Regions from separate parts of the Homo sapiens genome. Here region 1 is linked to region 2. A link is a contact called in ENCODE Hi-C or POLR2A ChIA-PET data. All regions are on one chromosome and are shown on one strand. The core of a region is the stretch at or near the end of the contact, and the rest is flanking DNA. Distances in the headings are between cores, read along the strand shown. Region 1 overlaps RCBTB2 (RCC1 and BTB domain containing protein 2). Region 2 overlaps LRCH1 (leucine rich repeats and calponin homology domain containing 1).

The links. Hi-C counts contacts between places; a loop is a spot of excess contacts on that map. ChIA-PET counts read pairs that join two places held with the same protein, here RNA polymerase II (POLR2A). Pooled maps may share reads with other maps.
Region 1: a map with no recorded cell type shows a loop between it and region 2 (2.3-fold over the local background). The contact joins two enhancer-like sites. A Hi-C loop is called at or near these places in 1 of 37 single-sample maps with no recorded cell type and 3 of 50 pooled maps. POLR2A ChIA-PET finds 5 or more read pairs at or near these places in 1 of 52 experiments (activated T-cell).

Annotation. Positions count from the first base shown.
Region 1 is chr13:48,489,886-48,494,887 of GRCh38, reverse strand. RCBTB2 (RCC1 and BTB domain containing protein 2) reads left to right here. Exons shown (of 15, transcript NM_001268.4): 15 at 4,637-5,002. The coding sequence ends at 4,777. Among named protein-coding and RNA genes, the nearest start is that of RCBTB2, 41 kb to the left of the region's middle. RefSeq lists an enhancer at 1,328-1,407. Within about 2 kb of position 2,252, at least 30 of the 41 ENCODE cell types and tissues checked have a DNase peak (open chromatin) inside an H3K27ac peak, as active enhancers do.
Region 2 is chr13:46,593,833-46,598,222 of GRCh38, reverse strand. All of the region lies in intron 1 of LRCH1 (leucine rich repeats and calponin homology domain containing 1), which reads right to left. Among named protein-coding and RNA genes, the nearest start is that of LRCH1, 43 kb to the right of the region's middle. RefSeq lists a silencer at 2,787-2,836. Within about 2 kb of position 2,487, at least 8 of the 41 ENCODE cell types and tissues checked have a DNase peak (open chromatin) inside an H3K27ac peak, as active enhancers do.

The sequences.
Region 1 (5,002 bases), core at 1,003-3,502, 1.9 Mb before region 2:
TTTCACTTAACATTAAAAAAAAAGTACTACCTCAAAACAATGACATTTAACAGCACAGTGAATGTTTTATATCAAGGCAATAACATATTGGGCACTTACAACACAGAATGTTTCATGGTCAGACAAAATCCATGCACTTTTCCTAGTCCATTCTTGAGCATCACAGTGATGAGCCACGGTGATGGAGGGCCATCTCAGATGTCAAGATGGTGGCACGTGGTGTTTGCATCTGAATCAGGCTTCATTTTTAATACTTTTTTATATTCTCTATTTATGTGAATTATTTGTCTGGCTACCTTCCAGCTCTCTGTTTTCTAGAAAGTAAGCTCTTTGAGGCATGGCAGGGACTTTGTTTTGCTCACAACCATATCCCCAGCGCCTAGGACGGTGTCTGACACAGAGTAGGTACCTACTAAATACCCCTTTCATGGATGTTCAGTTTTGCCTATAGAGATGCACTGTTGTACTACAGCCTGTCCAGCTAATTGCTGTACCCTAAATTAGTATAATAGACTATAAGTAAAATAGACTGTATATGTACTTAATGTAAAATACAAGCTTTCGTAAATAAAGAACAGTGCTGTATTTGATTTGCCTGGCTCAAATAAGCAAGAAATGGGCTCTTTCAGCAAATTATTATCCCTCATGCTGGACTGTCACTTAGTACATAATTAATATGAGCCAGGGATTATTCTAAGCACAGTTCATGTTTCATTTACTCCTCAAAACAACCTTATATGACATAGGCATTATTATATTAGATCCAGTTTATAAATGAGAAAACTGAAGCTTGGAAAGATTAAGTAATCTGAGTAAACTAGTAAACTGCAAAACTGGGATACAGTCCAAGATTGGGCACATTTTAAAACCGCATGTTTAACTACAATTCTCCATTGTCCTCAGTATTTTGAAATCAGGAGTATTTATGCATGGATTCAACAAATATTCACTGAGTGCCTGCTACATGCCTGGCACTGCCCTACGCACTGGGGTACTGCAAATGAACAAAACAATCCAAAATCTCTGCTCTCATGGGAATTTCTGGTGAGGGGAGATAGGTGATCAATAAATGAATAGGATATATAGTATGTCAGATGGTGACAAGTGATATGGAAAGAAGTAAGACAGGGAAGACAGCCTAGGGAATGCCATCCTGAGATGAAAGTTGAAATTTTAAATAGAATGGTCAGGGAGGCAAGACATCAGTGAGCAGGTGACTCAAGCAGAGACCTGAAGGAGGTGTGGGTGGTGTGTTCTGGGAAAAGCAAGCCCGGTGTGGAGGGAGCACAGTGGGGAGGGAAGTAGCTGATGAGGCAGGGAGATGGTGCGGTGGAGGTGCACAGTGGCGTGTGTGGGAGGAGGCAGGGCCTGCAGAGTCCATAGGCAAGTTTCAGGAATCAGAGTTCCAAGGTGAGTGGCCATCAGAGGGTTTGGAGAGGAGCAGATATGATGGGCATTTGAAGTAATCCTCCTGCCTCCTGGCTGCTGTGTTGAGGAGGGAGGGAGGGAGGTAGGGAGAGAGAGAGAGGGTGAGAGAGAGAAGAGAAGAGAGAGAGAGAGAGAGAGAGAGAGTGTGTGTGTGTGTGTGTGTGTGTGTGGAGAGAGAGAGAGGGTGAGAGAGAGAAGAGTGTGTGTGTGTGTGTGTGTGTGTGTGTGTGTGTGAAGGAGGGTACTTAGGAGGCTGTATAATCCAGTAAGTGATGATGGTGGATTGGTCCAAGTTATCACCTGTGGGGATGGTAAAAAGTGGTTAAGATTTTGAATACATTTTGAAAGTAGAGCCAACAGGATGTGCGGATGGATTAGATGTGAGGAAAAAAAAGACGACTGAGGAGGTTCTGTCCCTCAGCAGCTGTAAGGATGAAAGTGGCATCTATTGAGATATAGAAGATAGGAGCAACATTTTGGGGGAAATATCAGAAATTTGGTTTTGAATATGAGAAGTATGTGATGTCTATTAGACATCCAAATGGAAATGTCTAATAAGCAAATTGGATAAGCAAGCCTGGAAGTCAGAGAGAAATGTGCTGAAGTCAAAGCTATGAGGCAGTGACGTGAGACAGGTTTGAAGATTAAGTCCTGAGCACTCTGTGCTTAGAGGTTAAGGAGATAAGGAGACACCAGCAAAGGAGACTGAAGAGGAGTGAGCAGTAACGGAAGAGAGAAACCAGCAGACCGTTTCCTGCAGGCTGGGAAAGAAAGCGAAACAGGAAGGAAGAAGTCCGAACCACACCAGATGCTGCTGGCACGTCTGCACGAGGACTGAGAACTGACGAGTGGGTTTGGCGATGAGAACGCCGGAGGGGCCTTGGCAAGCAGTTTTAGCGCAGTGAGGCGGGAAGTCTGATCGGAGCGTGGAAGTAGAGGAACTGAAGATGGGGAATAGAGGCAGCTTTTCATGGTAATTTTATTATAAAGATAAAAAGGAAGAGCTTTGGGGCATTTGAGGTAAAACATCTTTACTTTTTTAAGATGTGGGAAATGGAAGCTTGTCTAATGATGCAAATGACTCAGTGAAGGGGAACAAGCCAGTGATGCAGGGGACAGTTGGTAGAGCAGGGCCCCTTAGTAGGTGGAGCAGTGGGATCTAGTGACAGAGCAAGGGCTCTGCTTTCTATAGGGTCTTGGACCTTTGATCCAGAGAAGATTGCATCCACAGGCCTCTCTGTAATAGGCAAGGAGACGTGGTGGGGAGAGCTTGTGGAGGTTCTTTTCAAGTGATTCTGGTTCTCAGTGAAATAGGAAGTCATGTCAGCTGAGGATGAGGATGAGAGGGGAGATGTCAGGCTTATGGGGAGAAGTATGAGAGTCCTGTAGGAGAATGAGCAAACTAGGAGAATGTGGTAGGACTGCAGGACAGAACAGAGGGCCCCATTTTGAACATGAAGCCATACAGAGTGGTAGCATTCAAAATAGACTACAATTCTTTAACTGAAAAATAATGGGGGCCTTGTTTTCTATGGACAGAATTCCCCTATAACCAGTACCACCACCCTATGCCAATTTATTGAATTCTTAGAATCACAGGAACTCTTTCCAAGTCCTGTCCTTAATTTAGTATTTAGGGGAAGATCCCACTCTAGAATAAAGTAAAGGAGCATGGATCCAAGTGATAACTTTTTAGGGTCCTTTCATTCTCCCATTAATTAGCAATTTTCCTGATGCTGTCCAGATCTGTGAGGCATCAAACTGCCCAGCCACCTAACTCCAGACACACTCTAATGTGTGTGGTGTAGGTATGAATTCCTCCATTCCTCTCTGTAGACTTCAGCCAAAGAGATGATGCATCTCTATCTGGTTTCACTTTTGTGTGCTGTAGGCAAAAATGTCATTTCTAAAAATTTAAGCAACAGCACATAATTTTAAATGGACTCTGAGATATTCAGCATGTATCATTGAAGCACATTTTTATGTATAGTATGCTGTGATGACAAGTGGGTGTGTGAATTTTCCCTGTTTATCACTGAGGGCTTACCTGGGACAGAGACACATCATATTGCTGGTGTGGTACCAACAGCCTGCCCAGTTATCTTCAGGCATGAAATAAACATTTTCCTAGTATAGTTTCTTTCTTTTCTTAAAAGAAAATGTACCGTAGGTTTATATGTACATTGGCAAGGCTATCAGCATTGCTATTTTTTTTATTTTTTCCATCTTCAGCATTTGCTATAATTTATGTCTAAAGAAGAAAAGACTATCGTGTGTAATGTTCATATGTAATTGCTTAGAAAGTATTTGGGGCTTTTATTTTTTATAAATTACCTACAGTAGCTTGGAGAGGAAACTTTTAAAAATTGACCACCACCTAGCAGCATCTTGTCCTAGGCCAAGTAGCCTAGGGTTTGAGGCATATTGGAGGTCTCAGCACCCTGCCCTCACTTCTCCAGGGCCAAAAAGCATCTGGTCAGCCTCATTCTGATTTTCAAGTTATAGTTCTAATCAAGAGAATTATTACAGCATTATTCTTTGGCCCAGAGTGCATTACAGTAAGCCAGAAAACACCAATCTGTTGGGTCTCTCTTACCAGAGACTTGGAAGTCATGATTTCTTTAAAGCATTTTCCCAGTTGAGATTATTGAAGGCATATGTAGTGTGATCAAATCCATCCATCCCATCCTGTGTCGTCTCATAAAGAGAAAAAGCGGTGGCCTGTTAATGACTTCAGAGCAGCAATTTCTTGGCATTACTGCTTTTTATGGCTTACCTTTTTCTTCCATCAACTCTTTATAGGCAGACATACTTAAAGACGCTGATATAAATATAAAAGAGGAGTATAGGGCTTTTAACAATTATTGAAAGTGAAATCAACAGTTACAAATACTGTCACTAGACAAAGGTACCAAGGAATTCACACACTCACATGCCTATCTCTGGGAAGAAAAAGTTAGATTCTTTACCTAGGTTAGTGCGGAGGAACTTGAATGTTACTCTGTGCTACTTAAATTTTTACAAGCATAGATGATTCATACTTGTTATACTTTTTATGACTATTCTTTAGGTATTACCATGCCATCATTTCCTCCACTTGCCTATTAAATCCTTTTTCTTTGCCTAACTTGTTTTAGCGATTTTCATGCTATGTTGCATTGAATTAGTAAATATGAATTTATTAAACCATCTTTGTTGTTGTTCCTAGGATTTAGAAGAATTCTGCTTCAGGTTTTGCATAAACCATCTGACTGTAGTAACACAAACATCAGGTTTTGCAGAAATGGACCATGATCTCCTGAAGAACTTTATCAGCAAAGCAAGCAGAGTTGGAGCCTTTAAAAATTGATCCCATCTGCAGGAAAGTTTTTGAGCCTTTCCATTTCCCCTGCAAAAGCCAGAGATGAATCACTTCTCTTTAATTAATAGTATGTATGATGAGCTATGTTTGGCTGAGTACTTGTAACTGTCAGAAGAAGGATGGTGGTGAGTGGTCTTTGTCTGCCTAAACCCAGAGTTTATGTAGAAAGCATTGAATGTTCTGATCAGATGTGACTAAGGTCAAGGAAAAAAA
Region 2 (4,390 bases), core at 1,238-3,737:
GTATGCCAATTTACTCAGAAAATGCCTCAGAAACCATGGAGTTTAAACTCTATTGTCATTTTATTGGGTGCCCGCCACCTTGACCGGCTAATTTTTGTATTTTTAGTAGAGACAGGGTTTCATCATGTTGGCCAGGCTAGTCTTGAACTCCTTACCTCAGGTGATCTGCCTGCCTCGGCCTCCCAAAGTGCTGGGATTACAGGCATGAGCCACCGCACTCAGCCCACACAGTGATCCTTGTTATTCATGATGGTAGTTCTGTCTATGAAGTTGCCTTGAACACCGCCATAGGAAATACTAATCCTTAGCTTCTGGGGGAAACACAGGGTTAGGTTCCTGCAAGCCTCTGGTCACAAAATTTTCATCAACCAACTTATAACGTCATTTTATGTGTGTTTCTGTTTTTTAAAAAAAAAATGGCTTATTTGATCTAAGTTGTTGGTTCATTGACACTAAACTCACAGCCAACAGCACTAAAGCCCATGCCTGAAGAAAGCTTAGCTAACACATGTATTTTTCCCTATAAGGCACATCACAGCCTTCTTGCACTTAAAAACACTGGACAGGGCCAGGCGCGGTGGTTCACGCCTGTAATCCCAGCACTTTGGGAGGCCAAGGCTGGTGGATCACCTGAGGTCAGGAGTTCAAGTCCAGCCTGTTCGACATGGTGAAACCCTGTCTCTACTAAAAATATAAAAATTAGCCGGGCGTGGTGGCTGATGCCTGTAACCCCAGCTACTTGAGAGGCTGAGGCAGGAGAATTGCTTGAACCCGGGAGGCGGAAGTTGCAGTGAGCCAAGATCAAGCCACTGCACTCCAGCCTGGGCGACAAGAGTAAGACTCCATCTAAAAAAAAAAAAAGTCCTACTGGACAGTTCTTTAGCCCTATATTTGGGGAGCCATTTTAAACAGTGAAATCACCAAGAAAAAGCCCAAAAATGCAGAAGACATGGCACTGAATTGTCTGCATCCAGGACACTCGTTTACAGTATGAGAACTGAGGCAAGAAGGCAGAGTGTCACCTTGTTCAACCTCCACCGGGTACGTGTACCTTGAGCTACTCAAATTTTTTTGCTGCTCTGTACATATCCACCAATGACCACAAAGAGTCCTCACGGATGGATTTGGGGCTTACAAATACATTTTAGCAAGTAGGCCAATTTCACAGATACAGAATTCTCAAAGATTGAGGATCGACTGTATTAACCCATTTGGGAATTTTCTTAGACCTAAACTTAGAGTAATAGATAGGAAGTCTATTCAAACCTTTCTGGGGGAAACTTTTAAAAGGTCACTTGAAAATTCAAGGGCTCTGAGCTACATACATAGAGCACTAGTTACTATCTTCCTGGGGTGGTGAAAATGTCCTCTTCACTCCCCCAAATTCAGCAGGCAAAATGCTGGGCAAATGATCGATTGCCATGGACCTAGCCATGTTGACTACCAGCATCTACCACCTGCGTAACTTTGCGTGACTTTGATCCAATCGCAAGCTGTTCCTCTACCCATGACGGGATTTCCCACAGTCTCCAGAAGGCACTTCCTGAAAATCATTCCCTTTGTCTATTCATGCCTTTAACATGTCATCTCAATGTAGCTTCAAGTTAGAATTCACTGACATTCTTTCATATTCTAACAAAGATGTCTCTGTTCCAAGATCGCTATTTCATTTCCAGATATATGCTAAGATAAAATTCAAAATTTAAAAAATGCCCAATTTTTCCAATTTGCTATTCATAGCAGCACCAAGTGTCTTAAATCATAAAAATGGAAACATCTGACAGACATACTGCAACTACAAGATCCTTATAAAGTAACACATGATTTTTTTTATCTCCCTGGAGAAGTAAAGATGCTTTGATTTATAGTCATGATCAGACTGTACCAAAACATGCTGCCTCCTTGAAGCAGGTAATATTTAGGGCTGCAATACAAGCTTTCCTCGGTGTTCATTAGGATCACAGTGTTTCTTCAGAGCTGCAGGAAACATTCAAAATTCACCAGCCCTTTATCTATTAGAAGAGATAAGCACTCAAGATGTGTTCCCAGGGAAAAAAACATTTTTGATCATGTCAACTCCCTCATCTATGATAACCATCCAAACCTCAGCTCCTCCTCCTTTCCTTTGAAACTAAAATAGGAAGCACTGGCATGAAAAACTTCTGCTTTTTAAAGTCTCAAAACTGGTTACTTGTATTTAAAAGCCTTTTTGCCTGTTTAAAACTAAAAACACTTTTACACCTTCATTAAAGTTATGACCGATGTGTTTAATTTTAAAGACATAGCTGCCATTCTTAATTACTTCCTCTACCTTTAACATCCCTGTCTTACATAAAATATTCAAAAAAAAAAAAACAATGTGAGGCCGTGCTTTGGATTCCATGTGGCCAATTTCACTCTGTGGCAGTTGCCAGCAGAACTCCACATCTAGAACAACCAGTATGTGCCTAAGGCCTTTCCTGTTCTTTTTGTTTCCTTGAGTTTATTCCTGTCAGGTGTAAGCACTCCAGAAATGTAGAATTATGACATAGGAACTCACACTGAGTCATAGCTGGAACTCATCTCTTCTGAGTTCACAATTAAAAACAAATGAAATCTAAAATTACATTGAAAACATAAAGGTAGATGGAAGTTTAAAGTGCAGATGTGGCTTCAGCCCCAGCTGGATATGCTCAGGGGGGAACAGATGTCAGTAATAAACCTAGGAGAGCTACAAAAGTTAGCTTATATCCATCACCAAGTGAAAATGCTGACGTACATATAAAACTGTGCCCTGCCTGCTTTCCTACCCAGTCTGAGTGTGCAATATGGAAACAGCCTGGAAAAGAACCCAGAAACCCTGTGGAGATGCAGAGCAGGTCTGCCACATCAGCGGTGAGGAAGTCACTTACTGCATGGTCGGGGTAGGCTAGCCATGCAGCACCATCAGGAAAGGTATGGTTTCTTCTAACACTTGGCACCTGGCCTATGCATCCTCTAAGTTCACCAAAGAAAGAAAACACATAATCTGCGGTTACATTCATTAAAGTCTGCCACAGGAGAATAGGGTTCTCGATGGGTATGGGGAGATGACAGAACAAAACTATAAATGACCAGGAATGGAATAAAATTAAACCTAAAGTGACCAGGGCAAAAAGCAAACCCCAGAATGATCATCATGGTATTAATAATTACATAAAGACTATAAACTCAGAAGAAGCTAGGAGAACACCCAGAGCCTGAAAGTTGGAGAAGGTTATAGCTGCCACACTCTTTAGATGAAGTTCATTTATGAGACTTTCTTTATATAGCCTGTATAGTTACATAAACTAGAGTCAATCAGGTTTTTCTAAACTGCGCTCTTGTTACTAGATCTTATTACAGTCTTCACATTTCAGAGCTAAATTAAAAAAACACACACATTTAGCCATATGTTTTCTATGGAAAGCACTAACCATACATTTGAAAATGAGGGTGACTTTCTTTTTTGTATTTTGCAGCCAGGATATTTTATTCACCAAAATTAAGCGAAGCAGTTCCTACTTATGAACTCATATGAACTAATTCAGCCCCGTCAAATCGAGAAACTTTAAATATTAAATTCTACTGTACAATCTCAGCTGGAAGTCATCTCTCTCTCCACCAACCTTCCAGGGCACTTGGCACCTATCCTATAATGCAAACATTCTGTGTAGCTCAAGGAGGTGGCCTGATTTGGTGCATTCAACAGTGGCTAGAGGTCTAAGCCTCTTTGCTTCTGCAGGGAGACAAAGAAAAATCATTTACTATTTTGCAAAGATCGCTTCATTGAATTTTCTTGGGGTCAATAGCCCTTAGCAGAAAACAAGTATTCCACACTTGTTCTATAAGGTTCTAGGAGGTTCTTACAAACCTCATCAGCAAGTAGTATTTTTTACATAACTTGCTATTAGCTTGGAAATTTACTACAGTCTCTGTTTATTTTCTTCAGTTGTTAAATATGTACTTTTTTTTTTTTTTTCACTGAGATTAAAAGAGGAGTCCAGGCAAAACAGTAAGAACATGGGTAAGAAATGGAAAGACAATAAATGTCTTGACTTGTTTTCGGGACTCAGACTGCCTAGGCTTAAATGCCTGCAATGTCACTCCCTGGCTCTCTGTTCTTGGCAAGTTACTTCACTTCCCAGGCACCTGGTACCCACCTCTCAGGGAACCTGGTATCTATCCTATGATGCAAACATTCTCTAGTTCAAGGAGATGGCCTGATTAGGTGCATTCAACAGTGGCTATAGACCTAAGACTCTATCAACTTAAAATTAGTTTTATAGAGGAAATGATACCTGATAAAAGGACACAGGAAAGAAGAAAAAAAGTTCATTTTTTCTTCTATATCATTATTTGTGGTCCAACTTCACCAAAGCTACCACAACAG